Linked DNA regions of Homo sapiens: region 1 is linked to region 2. A link is a contact called in ENCODE Hi-C or POLR2A ChIA-PET data. All regions are on one chromosome and are shown on one strand. Each heading gives the region's core, a stretch centred on a gene start or an enhancer-like site at or near the end of the contact. The rest is flanking DNA. Distances are from core to core; before and after follow the strand shown.

Region 1 (4,138 bases), core at 1,584-4,083, 39 kb before region 2:
CCAAAATGACTGCTGAGAATTTCCAAGGGCAGTTTCTGGGGCATCTTCAACCACAACTTTCTCCATGTTGAGAACACTTTCCTGTCCTGGTTTGAACTCAACATGGTTACACAATATTATCATGAATAAGGAGTCCCAGATTCCAGAGCCTCGGGCAAAGACTTGGGTTGACTGTTCTTCACGTGTGTCAGCCACATTAATCTGTTACACCATGGATGGATCCTGTTGTGAGTCAGAGTGCCAGTCTTGTCAGTGCAAATGATGGGGTGGAACTGGGGGTCTCCAGCACTTCCAGGTTCTTACCAGGCAGTTCTACTTGGCCATCCATTTTCTGTCAGTAACAGAGTGAAAGTGACAGTGACAAGGAGGCCCTTAGGTACATTGGCCACGTGACGCCAGTGAGGAAGATGGAAGGGTTCAATGCATGATACTTCATGGACACTGATGATGAAGAAAAGGATGCCTATGAATTCCTGCCACAATGCAAGCAAGGTGCTTGATCTCACTGGCAATGAGTATCTTCTCATTTCCAGCTTCTGAAGTCAGTGAGGCCATCTGTCCAATGATGGTGCCATTGCCTGTGTTGGCAACTGTGCCAGTTGCTGTGCCTTCTAAACAGGTTGTGGAAGAGAAGACAGTATTTTTTATTTCCAGGGGATTGTCATGAGACAAGTCACATGAGCAGGACTGTGGCTTGGACATCCCATTGATAGATGAGTTATCTACCCTACCTCTCTGAAAAGCCAGCAACCTGATATCTGTAGGAATTTAGTGTTATCCTTTAATCTTCACTGTATCCTGGTTACCAACTGTTATGCAGAAGTTGCATTCTTCTCTGTATCTCAGACAACAAGAGCTTGCTGAAGAATAATTTTACTGAAGGTGGCCATGATATTGGTGTTTTTCACCTCTTGGTAATAAGCAAAGATCCCCGCAACCAGAGTAAGCACAGAACTCACATACACATTGTCTAGGGACACAGACTTATCACAGGAGTACTGAATGCTAAATGCAACCCAGCACAGGAATGCCACAGAGGGATGAAGAATGCTGGCACCGAAACTTGACAATCTTTGATGTTTCTTTGAGAGGCCTAAATTAGGGTGATCCCAAGCCAGGAGCTCTGAAGCTCTCATGCTGGAGAGACCTGTATGTTTGCACCATATTTATCTTTCAATTCCTTATTGCTGAATTTGTGGTCATCCAGGTCAAGTTCTTTCCTGTGTTTCTCTTTCTGGTGATTGTTTTTGAGTTCCAAGCAATTGTTCTTCCGGCGCCTGTACTTTTCCTTGCCTCTCCCTTTGGCTCTTTTTTCTCTACATTTTTAGTTCCACTGAGCTACACCAAATAAATTTTTGGTGTTGTCTTGTCCATGAAGTGGATGACATGGGCCCTGGAGGATGAGGTTGGGTTGCATGAAGGTGCAACTCTAAGGTGTGGGTCATACTAAGGGCCTGGAGCCCAGGGATCTAGCTTTAGGAGCTCCAGACAGGGACACCAAAGGGCCAATGTCAGCCTGGAAATCAGGCTGGCATCCTGCAGCCCATTAAGTTCAGCACCTGTGATCTGTTTTCTATCTTATTTCCATGCATTTCTTATCTACCCTACCAGGTTGAAAGTATTCTGAGGGCAGAACCTATGTTTGTTTCATCATCATATTCTTATCACATGGGAATTCAAAAATAGATATTTGTTGAATGAATAAATGACCTCACAATTTAGGGTCTGCGGGTTTGTGTCCACCATTTGGCAGAGAAATGTAGCCACTGATGGAAGAGATAAAGAGATGAATGAACAAACTTCATAAAGCAAGAGGCTCAAACTAGCTCCTCAATTTTCAGCTGGGGCTCCTGGAAGTCTTTCTGAGGAAAAAGGTGCATAAGTCAATCTAAGCCTCAGTTTCTGCATTTGTAAAGTCAGGGTGAAAATAAGAGAATGACAACATATACCATGCAGGTTTGTTAGTATTAGATAATGCATGTGGAGCATTTAGAAGTATTTCTGGTATATCATGAGCACACAAATTTAGTTATTAAGATTATAATAAGTAACCGGAATATAAAAGCAATATGCCCACCAGCATCCTCATCACAGTCCCTGCAGATGGATGCTTATCTTAGCTAGTCATGACATTTTTGGTAGTTAGTGACTTTAGAAGGTTCATATAGTGGTCTTTCAGCCCTGTCTTCTCAAGAAATAATCCTATGCATCACCCTTTACAGAGCTCTTTGAAGGCAAGAAACATGTCATATTCATCTCATTATCCTGCATATCTAGCACAGTATATGACATACAAAGGTGCTAAATATGCCTTTTAAAGAAATAGATGAATAAATAAATGAATCCTATTCATAGAAGGCATTGACATTAGATATTGGTTCAAAAATCATCTAGGATCGGTGGTGACTTAGTAGTGATGAAACTGAACCCAAACGCTGCCTTGGAGATCTTTTCATGCCCAGAAGTTCTGATTATGTTATGGCTCATCCTGTAATCAACAACCCTCCCCTCCCTGAAACCCATTCCAGATTTGGATCTAGCAGTGGCCTCCACAGTGAGGGGAGTGTTAACTGCCAGGCCTATCAAAATTAGTAGTCATTCAATCTGGGCTTTGGAGGGATAGTCTGATGTAACTCTTATCAGCTCCATCAGCAATGCCATGATCAATTTTAAAGAGTTGAGCTGATGTGGCTTATCAAGGGACCTTAGCTGCTATGATGCTATGGCCTGGCTTGATGCCCTCAGCCAAAGCCAAGTGTTGGGTGGGTAGCTTGGCTCTCTCAAGAGCCTGCCTGGCCCACTCTCGTGGTATGTGTCAGGGCAGCAAGAATGCATTGCCTAAACTAGGAATGTGGACCGCCTCTGAGGGCTGGAGAAAGAGGGGAATGGAGGGAGGGAGTTTTGGCTCTGATGGTGGAGCAGGAGAACTGGTTGTTCAAAGGACATGTAAACAGTCCTTGGCTCAAGCGTTCCTGCTGTTATCCATAGTTACTCCCAATCAATGTATCCTGGGTGTTGTTCTGGGGCAGGGAAAAGGTGGAGTCCAACCAGGAGCAGACTGCAAGGCACATTGCAGGTCTAGTGTGCAGAGGTGCAAACTTGGCCTAGGAATAAAGTGGTTGTGGCTCGGTTGCCATGACGTCAAGGGTGGCCTCAGTGCTTAATCTTTGGAAAGGGCATGACTCATCCCAGGGACACCTGCAGAGCCCATGTTCTCAAAGAGATACATCTTGGTTTGATGGTTGGAAAGACAGTAGAAGTCCTGTTTTCTCATCGTACCCTTTTTCCATCCAGGCAAGAAGGGACTGATAATAATCTCATTCTCATTCTTCTTCCGGTTGTTAATGAGTTTTAGCACATGGAACATTTTTAATAAGAATAGGCTCACCTCACTATGTTGGAATTTGGATTTGGAAGGCAGGGCCTTAGGGCTTTGAAATGTTTTGTAGAAAAGGCAATGCCGTGTGGGGGCTTCTCTGTTACCATGTGCCCTTCCCACTGGATGGAACAAACCACTGCACTAGAGTGACTTCAGACCACAGCCGATAAAGACACTGTGGTATAAGCTTCTGGCAATGTGGGCTTGATAGAATGAAGACTATGTTATTTCTCCTCTTTGCTCAACCACATTAACCTTCTGACATCCCTAGAATATGGTAGGCTTTTTCCTGCCTAGAGCCTTCACTTCCCTGGCCTTTGCGTGACTGGCTGGTTTTCATTCTTCAGCTTCCTGTTCAATGTCAGCTTCTCAGAGAAGCCTTCCCTGACCACTGTATGTCTAAAGTAGGCGTTCTCTCTCTACCTCCCCCAATATGCTTGTGTTAGTCCAATGCATTGCTATAAAGCAATACTGAGACTGGATAATTTATAAAGAAAGAAGGTTGTATTGGTTTTATTGGTCCTGCAGGCTGTACAGGAAGCTTGGCACCAGAATCTGCTTGGCTTCTGGTGAGGCTTCGGGAAGCTTTTACTCAAGGTGGAAGGCGAAGCAGGAGCAATCATGTCACATGGTGAGTGAGGAAGCAAGAGATGGGGGAGGTGCCACACCCTTTTAAACAACCAGCTCTCATATGAATTACCAGAGTGAGAACTCACTTATCACCAAGGGGATGGTGCTAAGCCATTAATAAGGGATCCG
Region 2 (4,283 bases), core at 664-3,163:
CTCCTGGGATCTTCCTCCAGTCTCATGCATAAGTCTGGTCCCAGAGCTAGGGGTTATCTTGAGCCACGTTGGCTACATGAAGCTGTTTTCTCTGTATGCTCTGATCCAAGTGAGGTACTGAGATCCATGGTGGAGCTAAAGGACTGTGGGGGACATAGAAGCGGGTCAGGGTTGGTAGAGGAGACTCAAAGCTAGTGGAGCACCATGAAGCCTGTGTCTTTGGAGTCTGACAGATCCAGGGATTAATCTGACAATGACCACTTGCCAGCTCTGTGACCCTGGGCCATTCGTTTTATTTCCCAGCCTCACTTTCCTCATCGAGAGAAGTTGTTAACCCTCTGGTGATAAAATTTCACCTACTTTTGAGAGTGGCTAGGAGGACGAAAGAAAAACATTTATGTAAGGCTTTCTCTCATTTCCTAGTTCACGCTAGACATTCAATTCATGAGTTTCCTTTCCTCCTCCTTCTTTAAAACTTCTGGGATGAAAGGTAAAGAATAGAGAGCCATCCTGGAGAAAGAAAACCAAGGATGATTTGGAAGTGACCTTGACATACAGGAAGGACCCACACATATGCGTATCATGCCCTGAAGAAGAGAGAGCAGCTGCGGCCATTTCAGGAAGTAAAGAATTTTGTGTAACTGCAAACACACAGAGCCAAGGTGTGGGGTGGTAGTGACAAAGATTATATTACCTGCAGAATTATCTTTCAGCCCATAGATTGCCAGGCTTGGATAGGCACCAAGGAGTCCCTCCTCGCACTTGTCTCCTTTTCTCTTTTCGTCCCTACTTTGGGGCACTCCCTCTGACTCTCTCCCCACCCTTCCTGGCCACTGTGAGTCAGAGAAGCCCTCCAGACCTCTGTAGAAGTAGGTGGTGCTAGTTCAGGTTTCTCAGTGTGGAGCACAGATTCCACACGTAAGCCTTTCCCTTGCTAATACTGGTGACCTCTCAACATGACCTCACAGAGTTCATACGCCAAAGGAATTTCTTCTCAGATAGGTAAGGAGGGGGAGCCAAAGGAGTGAGAGGACCATCAGTCCTGATCTATCACATTAAAGGATGCCCCAGTAACCACTTATGAGACTCCATAGACTTACCTCATGAAGTAGCTTTAGGGATTTAGGCTAGACATAAAGAACATTCTAATAATGAGGGTTAAAGCTCTTGATCAGGTGAGCAATGCAAATTTCACACCCCTTTCAACTTACTACATTTTAAAAAAATAGAAAAGAAGATACCTTTAAAAAAATCGTCTTCTAAAATCAGGGAGATGGGAGACAGAAGCCCTCAAGACACTTTTTTCTCTAAGCTTGCGTAAATCAGTTCAGCTATGTCTGGGTCTAATGGGATCTCAGGTAGGGCACTGCATGAGCACTCAGGTAGGGATTCAGTTCCTTCTGAGCCCCATCCTTGTGCTTCCCCAATCCCTTCCACACATGGACCCAGACCCAGATTTGCAGCATGGGTTCTCTCCTGCCTGTGTTTTGCAAAAACCCGCCTTTGTTCTGGTGCCCACTCTCAGCTTTCTGTGAGAACAAAGAGGAAGTCCAGCTACAAACTGTCCTCTTGCAAAGTAATTAAGTTCATGGCATGGGGGCTGGTGCTCTTCAGGGCTGGCCAGCATGGGAGGGTTGGAGCCTACAATAGGTCTGCCAGGAGAGACCTGCTGGTTCTCACGTCCTTCCAGCCCCTAGTGGAGGTGGTGCTTCCACACGTAGTTGCCCAAGTGGTGACGTTTTGGGCACAAGGGACTCATGAAGTGTCCTGGGTCATGCTGGCACAGTTCACAGAGCCACGACTTCCTGGCTCCATTGGTCACTGGGATACTGCAGCCTCATCCACACGTGGCAGTAGAGGGTGTTTAAGGAAGGGCTTTTTTCACTCAGAACCTATGAGTCAGCTCATAAAAGAGAAGGCTGGGTTGCCAAGGGCATGTTTTCGGGGAGGAGAAAAAGAGAGGACTTAGTTATTCTTTACAGAGTGGATAGGAGCCAAAAAAGTTCTTTCTTCACTGAAAGAATAGAGAGACTTAAAAAAAATAAAAAAGGAAAGAATTTAAGTTAGAACTGAGATCTAAGATGTTTCAGCCCTAGGACCAAAAATAGAGAAATAGGTTGGATTTGTTTTTTGTGGATATTCTTCAGAATGGACTAGAATGGATATTTGATAATCCTAGCTAAGGGCAGCAAAATGCACTGGATGTGTGATGTACAAGATACTTGCCATAGGCAACAGATCAGAAGTAGTCCGGGGTGGAGGACCATGGCATCTTCTAGAATCTCTGCTATGGATTAGAAGTATTTTAGCAATGTTTTCTCTGGAGGCTGCAACCAGAGCCCACAAAGGGATTATTAGAAGGAAGGTTTAAGCTGACTAGAGGGAAAAACATTTGAATAATTAAAGCTGTCTAACAGTGAAATGGACTGTTTTACTAAGGCAATAAACTTCTGAATTCAGGGGGTATTTAAATCAAGGATTCAAATCTGGAATCCTTTGGAAGGTTTTTTCCTACATTGGAAGGGTGAAATTGATGCCCTTTACAGTGCTAAGGGTGAAATTGATGCCCTTTACAGTGCCCTTTAGCACATTTCTTATTCATCTATTTACCTCTAAAGGTTAATGCACTTAGAGCTATAATTCATTTTGATTGAAAAGCTGCTCCATTAGGCTAGGGTTTGTTCATTAATTTACTTATCCTTTGAACACCTACGGGTACCAGGCCTGGAGATACAACAATGAAAAAGACATGGCGACTTTGCATATGGCAGGTTCTTGGTATATTGGGAAGGCAGAAAGGAAACATAAATTGCAACTCGGCATGACAGGGGATGAAATAGAAGCACCAAGAGCTGTGGAAACACAGAGAAGGGAATAAAAAGCATCTCCCTCTCTCCAGGGGAATAGGAGAAGGCTTTTTAGAAAAAGTGACTTTTCAACTGGCAGCTTCCTCCCAATCTAATTCCATTCCACTCCAGTCCTGATAGGCTCACTGAATGTCTACTATGCGAAAGGCAAAGAGAATAAATGCAAGCATGCGTTATCTAAAGAGCTATTCAGCTTCAGATGCAAGTTCATATTTGTGCCTTGGGACGGGAGACACATATGAAAAAAATCTGGTCTTTAAGGAGCTTCCAGTGTCACAGCAGCCCTTCCTTCTAGGCTATGTGTCCCCTACTCTGGTGTAGAATTTAGATCAGAAAGGGGGTAAATTGGGTGGACATTTCAAAGCATGGTTTCAAAGGGCAGCAGTGGAGAATTTGTTTCTGTGGCTCCCCTGCTTTTCCTTGGAGTGGAGGTGGTACTCCAATGTGTGGTCGTCCCAGCGATGCCACTGTGGGCATAGGGGACAAAACATACTCTGCTGGGTCTTCATAGCTCCAGTTTGCAGCCCTAGGTGAGGTCTGTTGAATGCCAGCAGGAGGCAGGGAGACACGTTTTGTGATTTGCTTCTCCTCTGCATGTGGCAAAAGGTAGGCAAGGCTCAGGTGCTGGACGGAGGAAGACAGAAATCTATGGCTCATACTGTGGTATCATTACCATTGGGATGATGGAGAAACCCCAGGTAGCTCCAAACGTGTTGGTGTATAAATCAGCACCCAGCTATGAGACAAAATATCTGGTGTGGTTTTTAACAGAGGTAATTTAACCTAAAGAATTGTTAACTAGGGATTGAATGTTCAAAGGGAACCCTAAGACATCACAGAGTTGGCCGGGTGTGGTGGCTTAAGCCTGTAATCCCAGCACTTTGGTAGGCCGAGGCAGGCGGATCACTTGAGGTCAGGAGTTTGAGACCAGTCTGGCCAAAATGGTGAAACCCTGCCTCTACAAAAATGCAAAAAACTAGCTGGGCATGGTGGTGTGCGCCTGTAATCCCATCTACCCAGGAGGCTGAGGTGGGAGAATTGCTTGAACCCGGGAGGCGGAGGTTGCAGTGACCCAAGATAGTGCCGCTGCACTTCAGCCTGGGTGACAAGAGCGAGACTCCATCTCAAAAAGAAAAAAAAAAAAGACATCACAGAGTAGCAACTGCAAGGAAGGGGTACCATCCTTAGGGCCAGGGAAAGAAAGAAAGACGTTGGAATTATTACCAGCTGATGCTGGTCTCCCAGAGGAAGATAATGAGGATGGTACTTTGGGTGATGGAAAAAAGTGGCTGCTACTGGAATGAAATGCAGCTGCCAGGGTGAACGTGGCCCGGTAACACCTCCAGAAACGAGAAGCAAGGAAGTGGAACAAGAAGCAGACAGAAGGGAGCAGGCACCTTCTCCCCTCTTCCAGCC

The links. Hi-C counts contacts between places; a loop is a spot of excess contacts on that map. ChIA-PET counts read pairs that join two places held with the same protein, here RNA polymerase II (POLR2A). Pooled maps may share reads with other maps.
Region 1: a map of ascending aorta shows a loop between it and region 2 (3-fold over the local background). The contact joins two enhancer-like sites. A Hi-C loop is called at or near these places in 9 of 168 maps with a recorded cell type or tissue (Caco-2, MCF 10A, aorta and 5 more) and 8 of 50 pooled maps. POLR2A ChIA-PET finds 5 or more read pairs at or near these places in 2 of 52 experiments (BJ and activated CD4-positive, alpha-beta T cell).

Annotation. Positions count from the first base shown.
Region 1 is chr2:217,691,131-217,695,268 of GRCh38, reverse strand. The region is part of intron 2 of DIRC3 (disrupted in renal carcinoma 3); the gene reads left to right. It also overlaps the pseudogene LOC100533848. Among named protein-coding and RNA genes, the nearest start is that of DIRC3, 97 kb to the left of the region's middle. Within about 2 kb of position 2,833, at least 6 of the 41 ENCODE cell types and tissues checked have a DNase peak (open chromatin) inside an H3K27ac peak, as active enhancers do; they include ascending aorta, where a contact is called at or near this core.
Region 2 is chr2:217,650,966-217,655,248 of GRCh38, reverse strand. The region is part of intron 2 of DIRC3 (disrupted in renal carcinoma 3); the gene reads left to right. Among named protein-coding and RNA genes, the nearest start is that of DIRC3, 140 kb to the left of the region's middle. Within about 2 kb of position 1,913, at least 13 of the 41 ENCODE cell types and tissues checked have a DNase peak (open chromatin) inside an H3K27ac peak, as active enhancers do; they include ascending aorta, where a contact is called at or near this core.